Regions from separate parts of the Homo sapiens genome. Here region 2 is linked to region 1. The links are chromatin contacts, found by Hi-C or POLR2A ChIA-PET in ENCODE. All regions are on one chromosome and are shown on one strand. Each heading gives the region's core, a stretch centred on a gene start or an enhancer-like site at or near the end of the contact. The rest is flanking DNA. Distances are from core to core; before and after follow the strand shown.

The links. Hi-C counts contacts between places; a loop is a spot of excess contacts on that map. ChIA-PET counts read pairs that join two places held with the same protein, here RNA polymerase II (POLR2A).
Region 2: a loop to region 1 is called in a map of heart right ventricle, with 2.0 times the contacts of the local background. The contact joins two enhancer-like sites. A Hi-C loop is called at or near these places in 1 of 168 maps with a recorded cell type or tissue (heart right ventricle). POLR2A ChIA-PET finds 5 or more read pairs at or near these places in 2 of 52 experiments (CD4-positive, alpha-beta T cell and activated CD4-positive, alpha-beta T cell).

The regions. Positions count from the first base shown.
Region 1 is chr9:3,765,842-3,770,990 of GRCh38, forward strand. No RefSeq gene overlaps it. Among named protein-coding and RNA genes, the nearest start is that of RFX3-DT, 100 kb to the left of the region's middle. Within about 2 kb of position 3,455, at least 2 of the 41 ENCODE cell types and tissues checked have a DNase peak (open chromatin) inside an H3K27ac peak, as active enhancers do.
Region 2 is chr9:4,076,067-4,081,511 of GRCh38, forward strand. The region is part of intron 4 of GLIS3 (GLIS family zinc finger 3); the gene reads right to left. Among named protein-coding and RNA genes, the nearest start is that of GLIS3-AS1, 180 kb to the left of the region's middle. Within about 2 kb of position 1,630, at least 5 of the 41 ENCODE cell types and tissues checked have a DNase peak (open chromatin) inside an H3K27ac peak, as active enhancers do.

The DNA.
Region 1 (5,149 bases), core at 2,205-4,704:
TATAATCTTGTAACATCTTGTTGATCTCCAAGTGTCCAGTTACAGTTCTCCTTTAATATAGCCTTCATAATAACCTCAGATTACCCTATCTCAAATCCAATCAATACCATCACACCACTTTCCAATGGAAATGCCCTCAGTTGATACACTAACCTAAATAAGAAGTCTAAACTCCTAAGCATGAAATGTAAGACCCTTTATGCTCTGGTCCTTTCTTAATTCTCCAATCAAATCTCTTATTTTGTCCCCTTCCTCTCTCTTTTATTTGCACTTTAGGCACAGTAGTAGATATTCTGAAGTACCTTGAACAAATTGGGTCATTTCACTCTCCTTATTCAGTCATTGTTAAACCGCTCCCTCCCTTGGGAATTTCATAGACTTCCGTCTCTGATCCTGTCTATCTGGTGATTACCTCCTCAATCCTCAAGACTCAATTCAAGGATACCTCCTCCTTTTTTAGATCTACCTCCGTATTTTAGAATGGAAAAGTTCCTCAAAGACAGGAGCCATGTCTTGTCTTACATCTCCAAATTCTGCCTCAAGGTGGGCAGTAAATAAATGTATGTTGGATGTTAGATGAATGGATGCATTTTTACAAATGTATTTGGTCTTGGTGCAATCACATAAGGGTGAGACCCTTTCAATGATCTAAGAAATGGGTGTGATCTACAGGACACAGAGAGCATTGTAATCTGGAGACAATTTCTGTTGTTCATAAAGTGACATGTTGAGAGTATTGACTGTGAAGTCTTGAGGTCAGTTCCTGTATTTTCTACATTCTAGGTTGGATGTTCTTGTGCAAGACATTCTGAGCATGATACTTTAACTACAAAACAGATATAATGTTATAATTATCTATAGGATTTAGGATCCCAACAAAAAACAGAAGCTGTACTCAGCTTGGATATTGAAAAAAATTAATTACTGGGGAGTCTTTATACAGGTATGGGAAAGATTTAAGAAACCAACAAAAAATGTCAGGGAATTTAGTAGCTTTCAATAGAAAGAAGCCACTACTGCCTAGCCCTAAAGGAGCAAGTGAGAAAACAGTGTTTCTGGAGCCTGATGAGAATTGAGGCTGTAAAGAGAGGGTTCCTTAGAGGAGGTATAGACTTAGAGATGCAATTACTGCCAGAACAAAGAGCAGAGCAGCAAGGCAGTAAAGGAAAAATACCCTGACCCTTCTCTCCTGCCCTATAAGCTCTTGTTGGTGCTTTCCTTTGGCTGAGAACAACCGGAAGCTAGGGCCTAGGGAGCCTGGGAGATACAGTCTGGAGAGTCCACTCCTCATCCTTCTCTAAGCACAGAGTAGGATGCAGAGGGGCAGAGAGCAGATGGGAGACTGAAAGCAAAAAACAACCAGCAATCCACCTTGTTTATTTTTGTGGGGTATAAAATGCATAGAAGAGTAATATAAAATATATGTTATAAATTTTATGCCAAAAAATTCCCATATTCAACATCAAGAGAAAACACCAAATAGTCAATATTTGGCTTTTTTTTTTCTTCTTTCGAGAAGGGATACTGTGACAAATATGGAACTCTGATTATTTGTCTCCAGTCTGTGGGTGGGTAGCTCTTTTGGTTAGAGCCTGGAGTTGATGAGGACAAATTCAGAGGTTCAGGCACATGGGCACCAGAATTATATGGGCACAGACTACACAGTCCAGGCTTTGGTGTTCTGCCATTATCACAAGGAGGCCTGAGCACATCCTTTGCCACTGCCCCCACAAATAATTTTGCGGTGTGTGTACTAGGTATATGTTAGAGGTGAGATACTCAGGCATTCGAATATATCTTTCTGCAAGTTGTTTTAAAGGCTTATAAGCCATTTCTAGTAATTATTCAATAATTATCCAACCACCAATTTCTATACTTCCTAGAATAAACAATGCTTCACAGAGGGCGTGGGAGTACATTGTCAGGCTATGATTTGAGGAACACCCATCTGAGGAGTACCCCTCCCAAAAGGATGTGCCCTACTCATTTCCTCACAATTCTAATGTGAGAATTCCTACAATTCTCACATTAGTGATCCTCTTTTGGATTATTTGCCATAGTATCAGTAGTCTCATCCTAAAATATACCCAAGGTACTTAGGGTTAATAAGAAGTTTGCATGCCGTTCCATCATTTCACTTATTAGGTCAGATTACTTGTTCATTCACTCAACAGATGTTTACTGAGAACCTACTCCGTGCCAGGCACTATGCTCGTTGCATTTATACAAACCAAGAACGGTGCAATGGCATCGGCTACTTGGAGGTGGGGGAAGGGTGAAGACTGCTCATAAAATGCAGCACTAGGAGCCTGATCAGAGAGGACACAGCATTGTGTTCCTGGTTAACCTAATGAGGGAGTGAAGGGAGAAAGCTATGGGTTTGGGGCAGAGAGAAATAATGTGAGCTCACTTTAGTTGGGCAAAGAGACATGTCTAAGGATATTGAGTAAGTAATAATATTCATAATTATGCGATCACTTAATATGTGCCTAATAGACTGTTAATATATTAGAGATTTTTTTATCTCGATGTCTTCCCTTACATGGCCAATATTGTGATGCTCATTCTTTTGATGAGAAAACTGAGGTTCAGAAAGGATGTGATTCACTCATGTCCAAGCAGCTGATGATTCCAGATTCAGGAATCAGGTCCAATTCTGCCTTCAGAGTATGAATTCCTTCCTCTTGGAAACATCGTCTTTCTGTGGGATTAAGTTAGTAAAACATCTTCTTCACCTGAAATTTAGCTGTTCTTAAAAATTGCTTAGATTTTCGTGAAATTGATTTTCTCTTTCTTGAAAAGAAAAAATATCGAAGGGGATCTCTCATCTTTACCAAAGGCTTATCATGGTTTTGCCCGCATCAGTTTTGTTTTCTGAGGAAAAACTGGGAAGACACACTAACAGATTACTCAACAAATGTTTGGTGAATGAATGGCTCCATAATTAAGCAGTTAAAAGTCACGCAACCCTTTATAACATGTAAAACACAAGAAGATGTCTCAATTCTTCCCCGAGAGTCATTTCCCATTAAATCCCAATTTTGCACTTGATGAACTGCAGGCCCTCCCAATATCAACAAAGATTAGGCAGTATTTCCTTGCCAGGCTGAGACTGTTCCTTGCTTGCTGTTGAGAAGCAAACTATAACAAATTGGGGCTGGACCAAATAAAGAACCCATAAATGAGTAACTTTGCTCAATGACCTTCTAGCTTTCTTGGCTTGGCACATCCCATGGAGAAATAAAACAAGGCAGAGAAGATGACCAAAGAGTTTCAGGAAGTTCTGTCTCCTTTCTTGGAATTTCTCAATGGGGTTATTTCCCATGGATGGCCTGTCTTTTAATTATACTTTGGCAGGCTCACAACTATGAAGTTATAGGGGTGGGTGGGCCTATAGCCAAATGCTGATCCCCTCAGCTGGCTTAATGAAAATTACCAGGACTTTGCCCACAACGGGCGAGGAACAAAAGGCCTAGGTCAGCTGCTTCGGGAGATGAGGCTGCTTCCAACTCCCCTGCATGTTTCCAGGACATGGCTGATGTAACTCAGTAGCAAGAGTTTGCTTAGTGTGAAAGTGATAGAAGAGAAAAGAGAAAACAGTTTTCCCAAACAAAAACTAGCGAAGACTGAAGAAGCCTCCAAATCATGGAGAAGGACCTTGTACTTTTCTGACCTGGTTGAAACATCATTTCCACTTCAACTCTGAAATGCAGCAGATAGGTCAAGGACTATCAAAAGATCCCACCTGTGAATTTCTACCAGTGACACATCATGGTGAACATGTCTTGGTTCTTGTTGGCCTAAAGATAGCAGGGGAAGAGAAGCCACCCAAGACACTTCCCTTACCTGCCTTCTGTCTGCATCTACATGGTCTCCAGTGATGGCTGAGTGTTCTTCTTATCTCTGATTCCCTCCAGACAGGCCCACTATGGCTTTCATCTGGTAATCTGGCTGCTGAGCTCCAGTATCACCACCCCCTCCTTTTGTCCTTGCAGTCCTAGGAGTGGTAGGTAGGTGCTTCCCGTTGTTGCTAATCTCAGAGTTGTCTCACCATCTCGTTTGGTTTCTCAGCTCCTCTATTTATCGTTTGTGTAAACAATTCTCTAAATCTACTCTGGTTCAACCCTTGAAGTGGTTTCTGTTTCCCGATTAGACCTTGACTGATACATATGTATTCTTCCCTTTATTGTAATCTTGCTACTCAGGAAGGCAAGACATCAAACACAATCACAATTCATCTAATTGAAAAGTCCATACTTTTCCTGCTCTATCTTGCTACTGACTGGACTACGGATTTGCATCAAGTGGACGAGAAACGGCAATGACACTTAGAGGGCTCTCAAAGCATATCTTTTGGACACATTAGTTTCTCTGGCATGTTGTGACATCCTAGGTTTCATGTGTCCTTGTAGCCAGCTTTTATCCAGGAAGGAGGTGATACCATCCAGGGATGAGGGAAGGTGGCTCCACCCACCTCTATGACCTGGAGCAATGGAAAAGTTTGGTAAAGTGTATGATACTTTATATATAAAAGTAACTTTAGAACACACGTTAATCAGGGCAATGTTGCAACAAATGTTAGAAACTGAATCAAATTAATTTAAACAAAAAAAATGTATTGACTTACATTATTGAAAAGCCCAGAGATAGCACAAACTTTCCACATGGGTGGGTCTGAGAGTTTAAACAATGCCTTCAGAAATCTGCCACATCTCTCTCCACCACTCTAATTTGCTCTCTTTTATGTTGGTGTCAATCTCAGACAAATGGGTACCCGTGATTGCAACAGCGCCTGCAGCAGCTCCAGGTTACCCTCAGTCTCAGAAGGACATCTTCTCTCTCCCTGGACCAATCACTGTATCTTTGGTGATTGGGATCACAGGCTCTGGGAGTTCAGCTTGAGTGAAGTTCATGACTCCTCAGCCCCCTGTGGGAGGGGAAACAGAGTTCTTGACTGAAGAAAAAAGGAATTCTGAGCAAGTGACAACAGATATAAAATACCACGAGGCAGCCAGGTACCAAAGGAAAAGTATTGGCTTTGAATTAGAAGAGTTGAAATTGAATTCTAACTCTATTATCAGTTTGCTGTGAAAGTCCAGGCAAAGTATTTCACCTCTCTCAGACTTGGTTTCCTGATTTGTAAAACATG
Region 2 (5,445 bases), core at 380-2,879, 310 kb after region 1:
CATTGGTCAAATTTCATGGAACTTTATATTTAAAATGTAAAATATTTACACTCTATTTAATGTAAATTATAGCCCAACAAGTTGATTAAACAATACATTTTAAATCTGTAGAGTGTAGGAAGACTTGATTAATGAGTTCCATCTACTATCCCATAAGAACTATAATCTCCATGTGAAAAAAATATTAAATTTTAAATGATTATAAATTTACCACGGAGTAACATAATTGCAAAAGAAAAAGAATGCCATCTTAGGTTGTCTTACTAAAACTATGTTTCTCAGAGGAAGGGAAACTGTGATCCTATTATACTATGCATTCATCAACGCATACCTGTAGTGTTATCTCCTATGACCGATTCCTATGCTCCCATACCTAAAGTTTTGTTCTGAGTACCACATTAATTTTTCTTTCTTACAAAAGGAAAATGTACTATAATTAGTATATTCTAATGAACTGTAAATTGTAAACTATATTTAAAATACAAATAAGTAGATAAAAAAGAACATTGACCATTATCTCTCCACCTCAAAATAGCCACCAACCATATGTTGGATATTTATCTGTAGTACACATCCTCCAGTCTTTCTTTAAAAATGTGAATTTAAATATGTACTAAAAAATGAATGTTTCTGTGATGCCACTTCATAGCCTGTCTTATTTTTCCTAAAAATATAATGTGACTTTCTTTTCATAATGTTAAATTTTTTGGCTGGGCACAGGGGCTCACACCTGCAATCTCAGCATTTTGGGAGGTCAAGGCGAGGGAATGGCTTGAACCCAGGAGTTTGAGACGAGCTTGGGCAACATGGCAAAACCCTGTCTCTATCAAGAAAATATAAAAATTAGCCATGCATGGAAGCACATGCCTGTAGTCCTAGCTACTTGGGAGGTTGAGGTGGGAGGATGGCTTGAGCCAGGGAGGTGGAGGTTGCCGTGAGCTGAGCTCAAGCCTCTGCACTCCAGCCTGGGTGAGAGACCAAGACCTTGTCTAAAAAAACAATAACAACGATGATGTCCAATTTTCTTCTTATTTGTCATTGATATCTGCTGAGTATTCCACAGTCTAAAGCAATCCCCTATTATTGAACATTTATGATTTTTCCATGTTTTTAAAAAAATTGTCAGCAACTTTGAAATTAATAACCTTATAGCTTAATTTCTAGGCAGACAAAAATTTATAAAGATAAATTCCTAGAAGTGTAATTGTTAATACAGAAAGTATGCACATTCTTAAGGCTTTCAATTGGCACTGACAAATTGAGACCCACATTTAAAAGAGATGCTGAGAAACTGGCATCTGTCCAAAGGATGGCAACCAAAACATCCATGCAGCATGTCTTAGAGACAGGAGAGGGACTGGGCATAGTTGGCCTGGAGAAAATAAAACTTAGAAAGGAAAGATACTTCTCCTCAAAAAAAGGAAAGAGATTTTGTTTTTCTGTCTGCTTCTTTGTTTCTCATTTAAAGCTGATTCAACAACAGAACAGGAAACCCTGGGTTGGCCGTTAAGCTATTGCATCTCAGCTTAAGAAAATATCCTTCTATGCTGTTCTTTGAGACACTGGAAATCTACAATATTTCTCCTTTGCCAGGGTAGTCCCTGTCGGCCTCTACCAACAGGGGGCGCGGGGGGGTAAGTGAAGGAAAGAGAAAGGGCGGGCTGGTCCTGTTCTCTTGTCAGCGTCCCTCCACTAAAGGTTCTTCATCTTGGCAGCAGCAGTGGATTCCAGTTTGTCATTTTGCCAACACTCCCAGAACCAGCCTCCTTAGCAGTCTCTTCCTCAGAAATCTGGTTCCCAGCTCCATACCTTCCTCTGAGCTTCTAAGTTTTAATAATTCCAATCTCTTTCCTTTGTTCCTATCTCAAGAGGGAATAGCTATTTTATGCAGTCACTTTCTTCCCTTTTTTACTTTCCCAGTTTTCTGATACCTAGTTCACAATTCTTTATAGTGAGCTCTCTGTTAAAATGACTGGTGTGATTCCAGTCTCTTCATTGGACCCTGAATGATATGGTCCCCCATTGCTGGAGCTAAGTAAATTGAGAATGAATTATCTCTGGCCTAAGAATTTGTAAAAGAAATTTCTGGACCGAAAGTAAGTTACACCAGACCAGTGGTCTTAAAATCATTTTTTTCAATATAATCCTTTTTGCAAATATAATATTATGTCAAACCCAATATGTATCAAAGCAGTGGTGCTTTGGCTAAAATGGAGGTATGGAGTATCCTGCCCCTACCTGCCTGGCCCCATTCCACCAGATGCTTCTGCAAAGTCCTGCTCCTGACCCATTCTTCTGGGAAACCCCTGGGTTCAGCAGGGGTTTGTCTGACAATTTCTGATCTACACAACTCAAGTGCACTTCCAAATCTTCTGATTCTGTAACAATATAATTCTTCTTGCATGGCCTCAAGGCTCTCTGGAGATCTATGTGGCCCAGTAACAGCTCAAGCAAAACACAGGAACCACCACAGGCTGCCTGGTATTTACCTAGCTGTCCCATCTACAGATCGGGCCGCAAAAGGAAGCCAAGAGATCTTTGCCAGCCAGGCAGGGTAAAGCGGTGGAGAAACCATTATGATTGTGGTGCTGCCATTCCTGCTGTTAGGTTAAGGACAGGTCAGCATTTTTCACTATAATCCCCCTTCTTTCAGAGGTTTCTAACATGGCTATAAAACTCTGCCCTAGCTTAAAGTTTGGCATGAAAGTTTTGGCTCCAGGCTGTCCTTTCTTTCAGTGAAACTACTATGAATGTGTTTAGCTACTTTAGAACTCAGAGAGGGCATTGGATCATCAGAATAAGAGAAGTCTGTGCTTTGAAATGCCTCCCCTCTGTCCCCCGCCCCACCCCACAACATCAGAAAAATGATTAAGCTACCTTTTCTTAAAAACAAATGTTTTCCAGGTCTTTGGCTGAAAATACAGCCTTCCTTCTTTAGGAAACTGCTAAATAGAACCAAACTCTTCCAAGGTAAAACAGCTTAATGCAAACAAGATATTTCATACTAAAGGAGGGTTTCCTGCACTCACATTCTACTGTGGTTTGGTTTCAGCTTGTATCATCATTACCTTCTCTGATTCCCTGAAATAGGGTCCCATTGCTTTTGGAGTAAATTCCAAACATTTAAATTTTGCACAGATGACATTTATGCCTTGCACATACTCAACAATAGTCAACATGGGTGGTAAGTGAAAGGTATTAGAATTATTCCCTCTTTGCAAATTAAAAGATTGAAGCCCAAAGAGTCTCACAGGCTTAAGATCCTAGTCAAAGGCAAACTAGGAAAAAGACTGTCTTGTACTTCCTCTGAGAGGTATGCTGCCTCCTTAAACTGCAGGATTTGCAAGCCATAGCGAAGAAAGCAAAAAGGGAGCCCACCACCTGAAAGCCTCTACAAGTCTGGGGCAGTTCATCCCACTGATAAGATTCTCACCTGCATGTCCAGCAATGTTCCTGTCATCAGCGGAGGTCAGAGCAGTTTCAAAGTCCGCATTCTGTTCCTCTGCCTTTGGGATGCCGTTAAAGTCACAACCAGAGGAATGCCTTTATCCCCAAGCATGTCCCCAGTGCTGGGAAGAGCATGGCTATGGAGCCAGAGAAACCTAGCTTAAAATTCTACTTTTAAATCCACTCAAAATAAGGAAAGGCCTTCTTTTCTACCTTTGAAAGATGGATGTGAAAAAAAAAAAAAAAGAAAAAAGAAAACCTACCTGAAACAGGTTGCTGTAATCATTCAAAGCACCCAACACCCAACATGTAAGAGAAATTCAATGAATCAGAGCTACTGATAAGTAAACATCAACACTGCTCTCTCAAAATTTAAAAAAAAGGGAAGAAAATAGAAGAAATAAGAAAAAGGTAGTTATTTAACAGACACTTGTTGAAAAAAGAAAGGATACTCTGAATACTCTCCTCCTTAAGGGTGGAAAATATGCACAATGATTTAAGAAGGTGACATACAGGATCCATTTGGAAAATGCTATTGTAAAAGTGTTTGTGCAGGAATCTGCCTGCTTGTCAAATTCAATGACTAACTATATTGGAACCCCCCTGGCTTTATGACTGGGTTGAAAACCGTGTGCTGTGGTTCCTATACTATCCTTTCTTCCAATTCTAAGACACCTGACATATTAGTTTTCCCATTTATTTTTCCAGCATTCTTGCATTCGTAAGCATTTCCTGAGCACCCACCATGTCTCAGGTATTGTGCTAGGCACTAGAGACACAGAGGTAAGTGCCAGAGCTCAGATTAGGGTGAGGCATGATGTATTCCCCATAGGTGAATCATTTAAGGGGGCTCCAAAAACTCAGTAATCAGGATAAAAAAACATTTTGATGCAGTATTTAAAATAATCAACATTAGTACAAAAAAATGCATGATGAACAAATTATCAAAATTTTAAATAAAGACAAGATGATTTAATACTGCCCTGTTGTGCCATACTGGAGCTAAGGGAAAGGATAAATCACTAATGTGTATTCTACCCCATTTAAAATTTTGATATTTTGTTCACCAAGGATTTTAAAAATTAATACTGATTAAATATTACATTAAAATATTATTTACCTTTATTATTGAGCTTTTGGCACCCCCTTAGATTTCTGACACTAATCCTGGCCCTGAGTAGGACATATTTTGTAGTTGGCTGAAAACTGAAATACTAATGTCAACAAAAGAGAGAAGTCTAGGGGCATTAAAATACATTACAAATATCAAAGAAAGATAAAGTGAGGGGGCAGATAACGCAAGGCTCTTCAGTGGCAATACCTGCAGCCAGGCCTTCCGTTGGATCATCTTGACCCCCGGGCGTACATCGTACAACCTTCACACCCCCTTCACCTCTCAAGGAAACGGTGTTTGAGGTGGGTCTGCTTACCACAGTCCTTGTCAACTTGCAGCAACACAGGGCAACTGATTTCATGAGCAGGGTTTCTACTCCACAGGGCGTTTTTCCAGTCTTGCCTGGCTTGTCCTTGATTACGGCAGTAGAGGGTAGAATCTGCCCCAGAACTGTTTGGCCATTAGCTATTCCTAGGTTACACAATGAGCTTCATATTCAGTGCAGGCCAGGCACTCAAATTCTTGCACATCACTAAGGAATACTGTGCTAGAGGGAAGCATGACTACCAGACAGAGCTGGTACAAAAATGACCCACTTACCTTCTATACAAAGTATTATTAAGCATCTGGACCCTCCTAGCCAGGCCTCTGCAGTCCTTTGTCCTCACCACATTAACCCTTTTTACCCTGTCGCATATACTTACTGCAATGGCAGAGGCTGCCAGCTGTGTAGTAAATTAGACTACATTTCCCAGCCTCCCTTGCACCTACATTTGGCCATGTACCTGGGTTTTGGCCAATGGGATGTGAGGAGAGCCACTTACCCGCTGTCAGTCCTCTCATGAGGAATCCTCATTTTCTTTGCTCTTTATCTGGCTAAATGG